Regions from separate parts of the Homo sapiens genome. Here region 1 is linked to region 2. Evidence: chromatin loops called from intact Hi-C (ENCODE). Cell type or tissue: endothelial cell of umbilical vein. All regions are shown on one strand. Each heading gives the region's core, and the rest is flanking DNA. Links, peaks and the distances in the headings are about the cores only.

Evidence for each region. Peaks named below come from ENCODE experiments on the same cell type or tissue, not always from the same donor. Only the 100,000 strongest peaks of a DNase experiment are listed, where the experiment ranks them.
Region 1: a loop joins it to region 2, with 8 times the contacts of the local background. A loop is called at or near these places in 4 of 110 quality-filtered maps.

Annotation. Positions count from the first base shown.
Region 1 is chr7:18,351,948-18,359,947 of GRCh38, reverse strand. It overlaps a transcript of HDAC9 not described here. Among named protein-coding and RNA genes, the nearest start is that of HDAC9, 140 kb to the left of the region's middle. RefSeq lists a silencer at 1,948-2,242. In endothelial cell of umbilical vein, for the core only: a CTCF peak has its summit at 3,622 (motif pointing left); a DNase peak (open chromatin) is centred at 3,577.
Region 2 is chr7:18,424,023-18,432,022 of GRCh38, reverse strand. It overlaps a transcript of HDAC9 not described here. Among named protein-coding and RNA genes, the nearest start is that of HDAC9, 68 kb to the left of the region's middle. In endothelial cell of umbilical vein, for the core only: no CTCF peak of the experiment used is centred there; a DNase peak (open chromatin) is centred at 5,182; H3K27ac peaks cover 1,865 bases.

The sequences.
Region 1 (8,000 bases), core at 2,230-4,729, 71 kb after region 2:
AGAAAATGCCCTTCAGTGTGGTTAGAAAATCACCGAAGTGGCCAGGCACGGTGGCTCACACCTGTATTCTCAGCACTTTGGGAGGCCGAGGTGGGCGGATCACCTGAGGTCAGGAGTTCAAGACTACCCTGCCCAACATGGTGAAACCCTGTCTCTACTAAAAATACAAAAGTTAGCTGGGCACGGTGGTGCGTGCCTGTGGTCCCAGCTACTCGGGAGGCTGAGGCAGGAGAATTGCTTGAACTCATGAGGCAGAGGTTACAGTGAGCTGAGAGTGTGCCACTGCACTCCAGCCTGGGTGACAGAATGAGATTCCATCTCAACAAAAAAAATCACCAAAGCAACCTTGCTGGGTCCCTGGAGACACAAAGCAGGTGCTGGGGACTACAGTTACATGCAAGTTCATTGTACTATTTGCTCTACTTTTATGCAATTTTGAATTTTTCATTCTCAAGTTTTAGAAAATGTGAATGAGAGTTGAGGAAAAGCAGGTTAGTGGAAGAAAAGAAGTAAGAAGATAGTTTGGGACAACAGCAAATATCCTTCCCTCCTTGTCCCTTCACTGCCACAATTTACTATTTAATTTATTTTATTTTATTTTAGACAGAGTCTCACTCCGTTGCCCGGGCTGGAGTGCAATGGTGCGATATTGGCTCACTGCAACCTCTGCCTCCCAGGTTCAAGTGATTCTCCTGCCTCAGCCTCCCAAGTTGCTGGGTGTGCACCACCACGCCCGGCTACCTTTTGTATTTCTAGTAGAGATGGGGTTTTGCCATGTTGTCTGGGCCGATATTGAACTCCTGACATCATGTAATCTGCCTGTCTCAGCCTCCCAAAGTGCTGGGATTACAGGCGTGAGCCACTGTGCCCGGCCTCACTGCCCCAATTTAAGAAAGAAGTACTGGGCAGTGATGAACAGTGCAGGTTTTAGCATAAGGCCTTCTGGGTTGAAATATTAGTCCTACGATTTATTAGCTGTTGTCCTTGGGCAAATCATGGCAAATCACCTAATCTGGTATTAATTGAATACTACTGACTATGTGACAGGTACTTTGCATAAATTTTTTCACATAATCCTCACCACATTCTTCTAACGTGGTTATTATACCTCAATTTTCCAGTTCAGAAATATCAGTGAGGGGACAGGTGTCTAAAGTTATAGCTAGAGTAAGTGGTAAAGCCAGGAATCAAATGTGTATCTGTAAATTCTACTAATGTCTAGTTTTGTGTTCTTAAGTACTAAGTGATATAGAGAAGGAATAACCTATGGCACCATGCATTCGATTAAAAGATAAGTTCCTAACAATGATATCAAAGGATATGTAGGTATACTTATCAAGTTCTTCATGTTCTCATCTGCTCCCATATTTCAATTTTTTCCAAATTCCAACCCTCAGAGAGAAAACACTCATTCGAAGTTGCTTAAATTGCCTCAGCTTTTAAAATCAATGCCAGTTTGCATAAAATAAAAATCACAAGATATTCATGTTTCCAAAATCACTTTTAAATATCCCACTAATCATTAACTACTGTCTCAACATAGCCACACCTAATAAGCTAAAAGCTATTTATAACTTTATAGGAAAAAAAACTGTTTCTTCTACCTCCTACATAAGTGTTTGTGCTCCCAACATCAGTGGACTCAACACATTACTTCCCATTCCTAAATTGCAGGTGAAACTCAGTTGCAAGAGCATTTTTGTCTAGATCACAACCACCTTCTAAACTTCTTTGTTGTTGTTTTGTTTTGCTTTGTTTTTGAGATGGAGTATCTCTCTGTTGCCCAGGCTGGAATGCATGGCACCATCTCAGCTCACTGCAACCTCTGCCTCCGGGGTTCAAGTGATGCTCCTGCGTCAGCCTCCCGAGTAGCTGGGATTACAGGTGCCCACCACCACACCCAGCTACACCTTCTAAACTTCTGCCACATTCATATGAGCCCCTCTCCAATCCAATCTCCATAGAGAAACCAGAATAATCCTATCAAAAGCAAAATCAGATAATGTTGCTGTTTTTCTTTTGCCCTCTGGAGGCATCACTCAACCTAGAAACAAATCCAAGCTCCTCACAAAGATCTTTCAGTCCTGGCCAGTTACCTCCCCAAGCCACATCCTAGCTTACTTCTTGATTCACAGTGAAACACTGAGACACTAGTTCAGTTTCTGCAACAAGCCATGCTCCTTCCTGACTCAGGGCCTTCTCATACTCTGTTCCTCTGCCTGGATAACCCTTTGCCCAATCCTTTATGTGGTAGGGCCACCTAAGTTCACCTCCTCAGAAATTCTTTCCTAACTCTCTAGCCTAAAGTTGGCCCCAAAGGTTATATATACTTACTGACCTTTTTTTTCTTAGAATTGATTTCAATCTGTAATTATGTATTGTTATTTTTTGTTTATATACTGTTTTGTCTGTCTCCTATACTGGCTATAATTCCACAAGGGCAGAAATTGTGTTTGTGTTCTCTCCCTTCTCCTTTATTTCTTTCTCTCAATAAACAACCAAACAAGGCCTAGCACACAATTAGCAAGCAATCAAAGTTTACTGAGGAAAAAAAAGGAGAACAGAGACGACAGAAGGAAAGAAAAAGTCAATTTAACTGCTAGGATCACCCAAATACGATTTTTTTAAATCACAGCTTAAAGGTCTGTTCAGGCATTTCTCATTGTTTCTTAATACTGATTGATGTCTACCCTTTTTCACATATATATTAGATTGGATATATAGGAAGAATGTCAGAAACGAAGTAACAATAAGACATAGTGAGGGGGACCTAAAACTGTTTCAGGCTCCTACACTAAAATCAACTCCAATAAATCCTATAAGATTCTATAAGATCCTAGAATGGTATAAATTTCCAGGTATTTTTAAAATTCAATGATCATAGGGAAAATGCCATTAATCGTGGGGATGAGAAGAGGTAAGGCATTTCTTAAAATGACTTTCAGTATATACCTTAATGCTAGTTAATTTACCTTTCCAACCCTTATTTGTTGGCTTCTACTGTACATAAACTAATAATAAATAATTAAATGAAAAGAACAACAATCAAAAAACACACCAGGATGCTTATGTCTTACAACTTTAAAAATTCTTATAGATTTTAAATCCTGCATCCCTAGTTATTCATACATTGAGGAGAACTCTACATTTATCTTTTGGCATAGCCGGATTCTTCCGATGCGATCTGAAGAACTTGTGTCAGGAATTCTTATGACAATCTCCTGGGCATCAACCCTCCCCCATGTGCAAATACCGGTTTTATTCATTAACTGACTATTGTCTTTACCTAAAAATCAAGCTCTCTAAAGGAAAAAGGTTGTGAAAGTTTCAACTGAAATTACTCCTATGTTCCCCTGTAGAGAGAGCTGAAAGATCTTTCAAGGACATTAAATAGCCAGAGGTGAAAGGGAGCAACTAACAGGAAGGAAGGGAGGATTCATTCGCAGGAGTCACTATAGGAAGGTCCTCCACTGTGAGGTCGTCAGGATGAACTAAAATTGGAGAGTTCATCTGAAACAACTGGGCATTCTTGATGCTTGGGAGTTACAAGTTTGTTGTCTTTAAAAAAAAAAAAAAAAAAAAAAAAAAACCTATGTGCTGCCCTCTAGAGGCTACAAAGAATAATGGCGCCACCTATTAAAAACTGAAAGGAAAAAGTACAGGCAGGAAGAATTTGTCTTTGCCAAATGTATGACCTAACGTGTTACATTTAGTGTCATACTTCAAATTAGAGAAGTAAATTAATATCATGTACGGGAAATTCTGAATTTGATGCAAATAATGATTCTGTCTGAAGACCCAATTCTGGATCTTCCTTTTTTTCTTTTTTAGTTTTTTTACATGCATTTTTAAAAATGACTTTACTAAGGTATATTTAGATACCATAAATTTGGTCATTTAAAGGGTACAATTCAATGATTTCAAAGTTCATTTAAACCAGATTGTACAATGATCACTATAATCCAATTTTGGAACATTTCAATCGCTTGCAGTAAGATCCCTCTAGCCAGTTTATGGCTAATACCCACCCATTCCTGCCCCAGCCCTTGGAAATCACGAGTCTACTTTGTTTATCTATAGATAGGCCTCTTTTGTTTTTAAAACAGAGAAGTTTAGAATTAAATGCTTCATAACATGACAAGGCAATTCCTCCTTTTTGTAGTGCTTTTCCTTCAAAATGTCCTGCCTTGATCAGTGTCACGAAATGGGGGTTAAATCCCTCACCAAACCAAACTCTGGGGAAAAGTACCTGTAAATGCCTAATTCTCAATGTCTCACACTCTGTATATTTAACCTTCCACAGATTTGAGGGTGATGTTAAATTTGTCTCTAATGTCTCTGAAAATTCACTCTGGGTATACTTTTAGCATGCAGTCCAACAGTCCATTTCAAAATAAGCTTTCACATCCCAAGGTTTTATAAAGGATTCATGGTTTAAATATCTGCCTTCATTAATTATGAGCAACCCATTTTTAACAGAATTTTTTTAATCCTAAATTATTCACTTCTTTAATAATGAACTTATTAAAAGTCTCCGTTTTGAATATCTGAAGAACATGCTAGTTCTGGTAGTATAAAGAGCCTATGTTGAAAATGAAGATTCCCAAGAACCCAGACTCTTGGAAGGTTAAGACCAGAGGCTCTAAACCATCCTTTGTGGTAAAAATCCAGCTCTTGAATTTCTGTGTAACCCTGAGAAGGGTACTTAATTTCTCTGTACATTGGTTTCCTCATGGACAAGTGGAGATAATAAGAGTTTTTATTTCATGTATAAAAATGGTGAGAAGTGTACTTGGAGCATAGCCCTTGGTGACTGTCTGCAATCAACATTATGTGAAAGTTATTTTACCAAGGATAATTATCATCACTTCTGTTTGAGAATAAAGACTGGATTTGTAACTGGTGGTAGAAAAAATGACTGACAATAAGCAGATTGAGGATCTGTAATTATTAATTTATCATTCCTTGTATCACATCCTCTATGGCTCTTCAAGACCAGCTGTGGTTTCAGTGCATTTCCAAGCCTAAGGAACAAACCAGGAAGAATGCAAACACTGGTCTCAGAGATAACAAGTCACATCAGAGCTTACGTGCCCCGATGTGTTGACTGTCTAAAGCTTTTTGTATTGCCTGTTTTAGATCCTTCTGAAGGGCATTTCCCTCACCACATCCAATTGATGAATTGCCTTTTTCACAGAGGTCAGGTTTTGGGATCAAGGCAAAGGGAAAGTGGAGGAAATCTGGGCCTGGATAACTAAAATAAAACAAATTAGACAAAAGAAGAAAGCAAAGATAGGTATTAATGGTTTGATTTTTAAGTTCCTTTTTCTCCTAAGCAATTGATGCTTTAATTCTTACGTACAGCGCATATCTCTGTGAATCAAAACCAGTAGAGAATCAAACCACTATAATTAATATAACAAGGCCTGCTGACTCACCTCCACTAAACACAGTCTCTAAAAGCCTAAATCTGCACATTAGTTGCGATTAATTCTTCTCTCCTCTTTCAAGCACCGTAGAGCAGAGCTTTATAAATAGCAAAGTGTGTTAATTTAAACAAAATATAAGAAACCAATTTTTTCAAGGTGGTAAAGACTGGCCTGCATATTTTCATTATTGCATAATGGTTACCTTTAGCCCATAAACTACAAGGTCATAGTAAGGTCACAATGAAGTGGCAAATGTAATAAATGGGAAGAAAAGTAACTAGAGACCATATTTAAAGTGACTTTTTTCCCTAACTAGGTAAATAAATGTCCTTTTAGTATAGTTCATTCAGTAGGGCTGATTTAAAATAGGTTTTCTATTTGAATCATTCATCCACACCCTATATGATGATAAAATTTCTTTTAAATTTTCTTTTTAGTGCTTTTTTTTCACCTTAAAACATACAACCCAGAATTTGCTAAGTCCCAAATGGTTTAATTTAACTTAAAGGGTAAAGCCACCCTTGGCTTAGAATGTGCATACACTAACATTCAAAATAAAAGAAGGTGAAACAGGTCACACTGTTCAGATTGTGAAGATAACATTAAAATTGGCAAAGAAGAACAAAAATGAAAAGAATAAGTCCATGCTCTTTGTGTTTCTATAAAACCTATCCCTTACACCAGGTGGTGGTAATCCAATGCTAGGAGTTCATGATTTTAAAAAGTTGTGTACCTGCTACTTCACTATAAAACACAAAGGTGCAAAGTCTGCTTAGGCAGAAAATAGCTCGAGATCTTTCAGATCCAAATGTGTAGGTCAATGTGGTAACACAGGCCAGGCATTCTGCTGTGTTTTTCATTTATATGCTGTTGATACCCAAGATACAGCAAATAATGTCATCAATTTCCTTCAATTACCTCATAGAGGATTCATTTGCACTCAGGGAATAAAAAGGTTGCCACAGTAGCTTCAGGATCACTCAGCAGCAAGAATCGGCATTAATAACTATCCTCAGAGGCACAGAGGGAGGGAAGAAAGTCATTTACTTAACATTCTTTAATTCTTTGTGGTATAACAAGACTATGTCATGATTTAGAGCTAAAAAGCACAGTTGTTTTGCTCACGAGAAAAGTCTTTCATAACCTACACAGTTTTTGTGACACATGGAGTTATGAGATCTTAGGCTACCTTTAAATACGGTATCCCCCTGCTGAAAGCTCTCAAACAGCTTGCAGAGGAAAAAAAAAAATCCCAATATTACTTTACTCCTGAGACATCAAATATCCCATGTCTTACTTTATAAAGAAGTTTCTTTGTACAATAGCTAGATAGTGCTGAAGAAAATAACTTTTGTATGCCTGTATCATAACACAGGGTCATGTATAGCTAATTAAGCATTCTTCCTTAGGTTTGATTACATAAAGAGTTGGTTTTGTAATACAATAGCACATGAAGGTCAGTATGGTTATGAGAGAAACCTTAGATGCTATGACAAATCCAATAACTAGCAGGGTATTTGTTCATAAAAGTAAAGCATTTCTCAAAATATTTTGCTGATTTGTTAAGGTACTGGAAGATATTTTGCTGGCCGCCGAGCTGACCTTCTGCAACACCCTATATGGTGAGGCTGTTAAAAGATTTTCTTAGAAGATACAGATTTGTATTTTAGAGTAAGACAGAGACAAAAACAAGGATCATGAAATGGAGGTTCACAAGTATCTGAACCAAAGTGGGGAAAAGGGGGGAAAAAAACAAACATCAGCCAGCTCCTTATTTGCACACCGAGATTCACTAACTCTATATGGTAAGTCCTATTTCCCGTCATTTTCCCTGAATCTAGCATGCTAACCATCATAACGAAAAAGAGTTTGTTTTCACCTTTACGTTCCCTTTGAGTATTTAAAACGGGGAATGACTCACATCTCACAAGGCCAAGAATCTTTGAAATGAACTTCTGGAAAATTTAAAGGTACCTGGAGCTCCTGCAACAAATATAAGACTGCACTGCCCTCCAGAGGTGACTCCCTGGCAATTACCTTTAATCAATTAATGATAGGAGGACCAAGTAACTGTGTTGCAGTAATCTTCATTGCAATTTTAGTCCTTCTATCTCAAATAGTTTTCAAAACACAGGACTAAAAATCAGTGGCAACCTACTGTTTCCCTCTAAGCAGAATATTATATTGTCTCAGCTCTTCTATCTTACTTCATTTTGTTTGAAAATAATATTTGCTACCTCTTTGGCTAAATGTTAAATATTAATATTTTTGGTTGGAGGGCCTATTTATTCATGTACATTTTTCAGAAAAATCAGATTAAACAGACAGCCTAAGGAAACCTTAAGAAACCTGAGGATCCTCAGAGATAACTGAAGGTCACACAAAGAACAGTTCAGAAACAGAATATTTTACTGTCTAATTATGTTGTCATCACTTAACTGAAGCTTGAAGGGTGCCCACAGTTATTGTGAGAAAAATATAAACTCATTTTGAATTTTTTTCTTCTTGAGCTTTTGTTCTCCACAGCTATGTGATCTAGTTCTGTTCTGTTCCACACACACCTTCCAATAG
Region 2 (8,000 bases), core at 3,634-6,133:
GACACTTCAACCAGTACTTGCCCAGAAGGATGTGAGGAGGAAGGTGCAGAAGATGCGTTTGAAGAGGTAAAAAGGACACATTCTGGAATTCTGACTTTCTCATGTAGGCAATGAAAATAGTACTCAACACAGTGTTCTTTCTACAGATACCAAGTTCTCAATAAATGCTGAATAAACTGACTTCGTGATTTTTCTTACAATAGACAAAAAAATTAATGTTTGAGTCTGAAGGAATTGATATGAAATTCACAGTCATACCCACAATCGTATTTTACGTATTTATTGAAAGTAGCATATAAGTCCCTCATTCATCAATCCAGTATGTATTTATCTAATATTTACTTTTTAAGGCATCATGGGGGTATAATAGGATAATAATAATGTTAGTAGCAATGATATTTGCATCAGGAATGATGTATTGCCTGGGAGCCCTCTCATTTACAGCTATCTTATTTGGCTATTCCTTGAATTGAAGTCCTCAGGGTTGTTGGGGAAATAATACACATGCATTAAACCCCTGTAAAATTAAAGTATAACAGATTTTGGTTGGTATCAAAATTCATGTCACGGACGAAGAAAAAATAAATGGAAAAGTTACACAGGCATGATGTGACTACATTATGGCAGTCGTTTCCCTAGTTCTCATGACTTCATCAGGCCGGGACCCTTGAAAGTATCTGAGAGGAGTGATTCAAGGAATATCTCCTATTTTCAGGCCCTGATAGAAGTAAAAGAGTCAAAGGGCTTTAACATTTAATATATTATTTCGCATCATTACCATATCTAACGATTAATTTTCATTTATCTGTAAGTTCCTTACTATTTAATTTTTTCCTATTTTGTATCCACAGTGTTTCAAGCATATAGAAACTGTATGGAACAGTAGGTGCATCACAAGGCCAATTTAGTGGGTTCTGAGATGGGATGGGCTGAGTAGGAATGGGACAGGACTGGACTGGACAGGACAGGACAGGACAGGACAGGACAGGACAGGACAGGACAGGACAAGATAGGATAAGCAATGCAAGGCATGGCAAGTGTAGGCTAGATGAGATTAGTCTGGAACAGAATAGAAAATATCAGTGTGTTACATAGGGTAAGGTTTAGTTTTGTTTTGTTTGGTTTGGTTTGGTTTGTTTAGATAGTCTCACTCTGTTGTCCAGGATGGAGGGCACTGGCACAATCTCAGCTCACCGCAACCTCCACCTCCCGGGTTTAAGTGATTCTCATGCCTCAGCTTCCCAAGTAGCTGGGATTACAGGCATGTGCTGCCACATCTGACTATTTTTTTTTTTTGTATTTTAGTAAAGACAGGGTTTAGCCATGTTGGCCAGGCTGGTCTCCAACTACTGGCCACAAGCAATCTACCCATCTTGGCCTCACAAAGTGCAGGGATTACAGGTATGAACCACCATGCCCAGCCTGGTGAGGGTTTTACTTAATGAAACTTTCGCTTCAATTATTTGTATGTGTGTAGATAATTATAATTTAGAATTTGAGGTGAGGAACAATGACTCACACCTATAATCCTAGCACTTTGGGAGGCCAAGGATGGAAAATCACTTGAAGCCAGGAGTTTGACACCAGCCTGGACAATATAGCAAGACTCTATCTCTACAAAAAATTAAAAAATTAGCCAGGTGTTGTAGCACGTACTTGTGGTCCCATCTACTCAGGAGACTGAGGTGGGAGGATCACTTCGGCCCAGGAGTTTGAGGCTGTAGTGAGCTATAATTTTGCTAATGCACTCCAGCCTGGGCAATAGAGCAAGACACCATCGCCAAAAAAAATCATTCAATTACTGTAGGTTGTGGTCCACAGTTTGAAAAACACTAGTCTAGGAGAACAAGTTCAAGCTATAAATTCAAATTGGGTCAATTTCCAAGCTTTGGCATTCCTGGCTTTGCGTACTTTGTATATTTTGGCAAACTAACCTCTTGGAAGCCTCAAAGTCCTAATATCAAAAAAGGATGATATTCTTTATCTTATAGAACTATTATAAATTTCAAATATTAAATACCTAATGTATGAAATGCCTGTAAGAGTTCTTGACACCCAAGTGGTATTTATAAATTATTAACATTAGTTTACATTGTAGTCCCTTAGGCAATGCTGGTTGAATGTAACTGAAATGAATTGCTTTAGTATTTCAATCAAATACTGACAAATTAATTTAAAGAAGAATTCAGTCCACTGAGAAAAATGTGTATTCTTTGTCAGCTCTCTACTCAATGGAAGTGTATCTAAATAGCATAGGAATTCGATGATTCGTTTCAAAGAAATTTTGAATTTCTGCCTCTCCAAGTTTAAACTTTATGCTTTGCATTCATTCTTGAATGACTTGCAACAACATGAAAAAATTTTACCAAAAACACGTAATCTATAATCTCCTTTGTTTTTACTGCAAACACTAAAAGGTAAAGACAAGTTTAAAATACATACACACACACACACACAGACACACACACACACAAATACACACACACAGAGTCAAACTTATGGATAGCCATCTGCAATTGAGGACATTAAATGATGAAGCCCAAGCATCCAGGGGAAAGTTAACTTTTCTATAAAAATGGGTGAAGGAGTATTACATTTACAGCTAACAAGGAACAAAACACCACATTCTTGAGACATGAGAACTTGGCACAATGTAGAAAGGTGGCAGTGGGGAGGGTAAGATAAAAGAAAGAACATGAGAAGAAAGTAGAGGCATTAATTCCTACTCACTTATTATTTAATTTTTTCATTCAACTAGTATGAAGTAGGGATTTGTTGAACTCCTAATTCATATCATGGTAGACATTTGGTCTAGGCGCTAGGAATACAGCAGTTCCAAAACAAATTCTCTGCCTCTGTGAACTGTATGTTCTAATGGGGGAGATCGATTGCAAGTAACAAAACAACAAGCCTTGCTAGTTGGTGATAAGGACTGTGGAGAAAGCAGGGTAAGGGGAAAAGGAGGGTGCCGTAGGTTGGAGGTGGGTAGGATTGCTATTTTCTACAGGGTGATCTGAAAAACTTCTCTGAGAAGGTGACAATTGAGCACAGATCTGAAGACGTGAGGCGAGGAGCTACACAGATATCTGGAGATGAACTCTCTAAGCACTGGGATCAGCAAATGCAAAGGCACCAATGTGGTGTGTGCTCAGCATGTGGATGGTGCAGCAAGGCCAGCATGGTAGGAAAGAGTGGTAGGAGATGAATCAGAGTGAGGGGAGCCACAGATTCTGGTGGGCCCTGGAAAGCATTTTTGCTTTTACTCTGAGGCAGATGGGAAGCTACTGGAGGGTTCTGAGCAGAGAAGAGACATGGTATGACTTCTAAAAGCTCACTGGGGCTGCTGGGTTTAGGATAAACCAGGGCTCCAATGTCTCCACATCCTTGTCAACAGTTCTCTTTTGTTTTTGTTTGTTTGTTTTGAGGTTAGCCATCCTAACAGGTATAAAGTGATATTTCACTGTGGTTTTAACTTGCATTCCCCTGATGATTAGTGACATAGAGCATCTTTTCATATACCTGTTGGTCATGTGTATGTCTTCTTTGGAGAAATATCCCTGCAAACCTTTAGCCCATTTTTAAATGAGATTATTAATTTTCTTACTGTTGCATTGTAATTTTGGAAATTAACCATTTATTAGATGTTTAGCTTAGTTTACAAATATTTTCTTCCATTTTTCTAGGTTGCCTTTTCACTCTGTTGATTATTTCCTTTGCTGTGTAGAAGCTTTTCAGTTTGTTGCACACTGTTAGTGGAAATACAAAATGGTGCAACTGCTATGAAAAACGGTAGAGGTTCCTCAAAAAGTTAAAATTAAAACTATCATACAATCCAGCAATCCCACTTAGAGTATTTATAAAAAAATTGAAAATATAAATGTACACTGACAGATGAATGTACATTTTTAAAATGTGGTATACATATAAAAGGAATATTATTCAGCCTTAAAAAAATGGAAGTCCTGCCATATGCGACAAAATGAATGGAACTTGAGGACATTATGCTAAGTGAAATAAACTAGTCACAGAAGGACACATACTGCATGATTCCACTTACATGAGGTAACTAAAACAGTCAAACTCACAAAAGCAAAGAACAGAATAGTGATTCCAGGATCTAGGGGAGAGCATGGGGAGTTGCTAATCAATGGGTATAAAATTTCAGTTATGCACGGTGAATAATTTCTAAAAGAGCTGCTGTACAACATTATTCCTACAGATAACAATACAGTATTATACATTTAAAAATCTGTTAAGAGGGTGGGTCTCACCCTCTTAAGTGTTCTTGCCACAATAAAAGAAAATATTTAAAAAAAAAAAAAGAAGAAGAAAGAAACTGTGTCCAGGGTGGGCGATGAGAGGTGGAGGGGAAGGGGATTAAGGACAAAACCAAGGAGATCAATGAGAAGGTTACTGTAATAATCCAAGAGCCATGGTGGAGGCCAGGATCAGCAGGATTATGGTAGAGGTGGAGCAGATAGGATTCAAAGATAGATTGATTGTGGATTGGGAGAGGGAAGAGGAGTCAAGGGAGGCTGCTTGTGTTTAGACATATGGAAGTCAAATTCTAAAATGAATGAATGACTAAATAAGTAAGGAGGTAAAAAAAAAATAAAGAAATAAAAGCAAGCAAGGAGACCTAACATTCAAATGTTTACGTCTAGAGAACCCAGAATACATCTTACCCCTGCTAATGACCAAGTATTCTCTGGCAATTGGGGACTGGGTAAGGTGCCACAAAAAAGATAAGGCTGTAGGTGTGAATGAGTACCTATACTTATTTAAGGACTTAACTTACTTCAACAGGAATTTAGGAATAGAGAGAACAGAGCTTTCAATTTGAAACAGTCAGTCATTAAAGGCAAAGCATATTAGGGTGTTGTTGTGCCTGCAACAATTGGTTGTTACTCTCCAGCCGGTTAATACCAGCTAGGCAATGAAGTTAATTGTATGAAGGATCAAAGAGTTGAGCTCCTACAGAGAAGCAAGTGCATACATTGCCAATATTTCATCATTCAGAGCTACTTTCTTCTTTTCCTAATATGAAAGCTATAAAAAGAAAAAAAAAGAAAGAAAACAGCCCCTGAAAGTGCTATTGTTAAGACCAAAAACTAATTAGTCATTGCTTCCCAAAGTGTTATGTGAAATGTCTCCAGAAATAATGGTCTGCTTTCTCAGATTTTATAGGTTTGCTGAGTCTAGTGTTCTCTGGAATTTCCTGTTTCCCTTGCTAGGGAAGATTGAGTAAACTTTACAAGTCATCTTGAATAACACAAACCTTTCAATAAAGGCAATCATTTGCAGATTCATAAAGTATAAAACTAGACTTGAAACAAGGATGAGAGTGGTAAATAAAAGCAATTTCAAGATGGTGTGTATGAGTGTGACTAAACTTTTTGGCTATTAGATGCCTGAGGTAGTCATTTTCTACTCTTTGAAGATGCTGAATACAAATTTCACATTTCCTTTCAGTGTGTTCATACATCAGATAAACTATGATCTAAATATGGTAACCCAATGCCCTCAATGTATGTAAATAATTTGCGCCAATTCAATTGTAAATTATATAGCTATCCCTGGATAAAAGCTGCTATTTAATATTAAGTATCATTGTTATTGTATGTTAGCAAAATATTCAGGTTCTTTGCTTCTAAGATTAAAAACTGCATTAGCATTTGCATAAACGCCGCCACTTACATGAAAGCTCACTTGGCAAACTGGCACTTAGTGGAAAAGAATGACAAATGACTTGCATAGCAGCTGCTTTCAGAGATTGCTATGAACAAAAAATAATAAACATAAACCACGAACATTTCTCTCCTAAAGCTCTTGATATATATCAACCAATTCCCTGGAATTACTCTATCTGATTTAGTCACATGTGGCTCATAATTATGCTTGATTTATTCAGAAGAAACACTATACCAAAAATCAAATGAAAACACTGCATCTGCATTTCCGCAATTGTGTGTCCGTATATCACTGTGCTAATGTTATGAAGAGTCTATTCCCCACTGAGAGCCTGCAACTACTCAGTCATGTCCAAAGTGAAAACAAATCTCTCTTCTGTTGTGTCCTCCCAAAGTTAAAAAATATCTTCTGGCTTGGCAAAAGGCAGGCTGGACTTGATCACAAGGGGTATAATTTCTGAAGGACAAAACAAACCTGTTCTAAGACATATGATGATCTCACCTATATGCATAGATCACAGGGATATTGTTAAAGGGACTTGCAGTTCGTTCTAGAAAGGGCCCAAACCTTGCACGAAGCCTGCTAGGAAGAAATTTCCTCTCAATCTTTTCTATAAATGTAATGTACAGTGAGTATTTCAATGCTAACTCTCCAGAATCCACTACCCACATGGCACTTTCTGCTTCCTGCCAAAGCACTGGTAATTTAGTATTAACTGGCGAAGGAAGATCCTCCTCTGGAGCCATGTGTAAGACTTAGTTAAATGTTAAAATATGCCAAAGACTTCATCCACTCTGATATTTTGAAAACTCCAAATACAATTTAGTTGACAAGCTTCATCAGTGGAATATCAGATAGCAGCTCTCTCCCTAACACGCGTCACCTGCCCACTCAGCTGTGAATGGGAAAATGTGTCATGCCACCTTCAGCTCTGCATTTTTCTCTTTCATGGTGACATGAGTACTTGTTGAATAGTCTTATTTCTTATTCAACTATGAAAACAGTGTCATTGTGATACATCTCAGATGCAAACTGGCATTTTACAACTATTTCTATATCTACTTGGATGAAATTGTCTGCGATAATAATTTTGTTAATGATAATTTTGCATTTTTCTGAAATTTTAAAATCTACTTGGACACAATCCTGCAAGCTGTCTGCAAATTCTGTCCAATTAACTTCAGAAAAAGCCAAGGTTCAACTTGCTGCATGCTATTTTATGACAAGAAAAAAATTGGTGTACTACACCTCAAGATTAAAATTAATAATAAAAATATTTTCATATACCTCTCCTAGGTAACCCACAAATATCTTTGACACAAAACACATCAGTAATGTGCAATTTGAATATACAATAATAGAATATTCTGAACTAGGAAATCATAAAACATATTCTTATTACTATTATTTTAATTATTATTATTTAATTGAGATATAGTCTCGCTCTGTTGCCCAGGCTGGAGTGCAGTGGTGATATCTTGGCTCACTGCAAACTCCACTGTCTGGATTCAAGTGATTCTCCTCCCTCAGCCTCCAGAGTAGCTGGGCACGTGCCATCACGCCCAGCTGATTTTTTTGCATTTTTAGTAGAGACAGGGTTTCACCAGGTTGGCCTGGCTGGCCTCAAACTCCTGACCTCAGGTGATCTGTCTGCCTCAGCCACCCAAAATGTTGGGATTACAGGCATGAGCCACTGCGCCCAGCCTATTTTAATTATTAAAACCTAATAGAAGAAGAATATCTCATTAGATTTTTTTGTTGTAAAAGTCATATAATCACATAATAGCCATAAAGGCAAACAAAAATACTACTACATGACTTCCACTTCTGAGCACTGTTGTCATTATATAAAGTAAAAATAAAGAACTGTGAAAAATGAGCCCTCCAGTATAGTGTCCAGTGACTGTCCTATAATTATTTTATTTCATCTTCATAGCATCCTGATGAAGTAGGTATAATTATTTTCATTATACAAATGAGTAAAATTACTCCCCAACATTTAAAATAACTTGCCCAAATGTCCACAGTCAGTAAGATGCAGGATTGGTATTTGAACCTAAATCTGTTTGCCTCTATATTCTTTTCACTACACTGGTGAAGGGGATGTTTTCAAAAATAACTCAGTTGATTGCCAAGTGTGTAACAGTAAACATTTGGAAATTGACTTGAATGAGAAGTCAAGCTCTTTTTTGTCAGACTAAAGATCAGTAACGTGGAATGTCATAGCTCCAAATCAAGGAAACAAACTCATATTACAAGATTAGGAGTGAATATAAAATTACTGCATATTTATAGGTGATATGTATCAA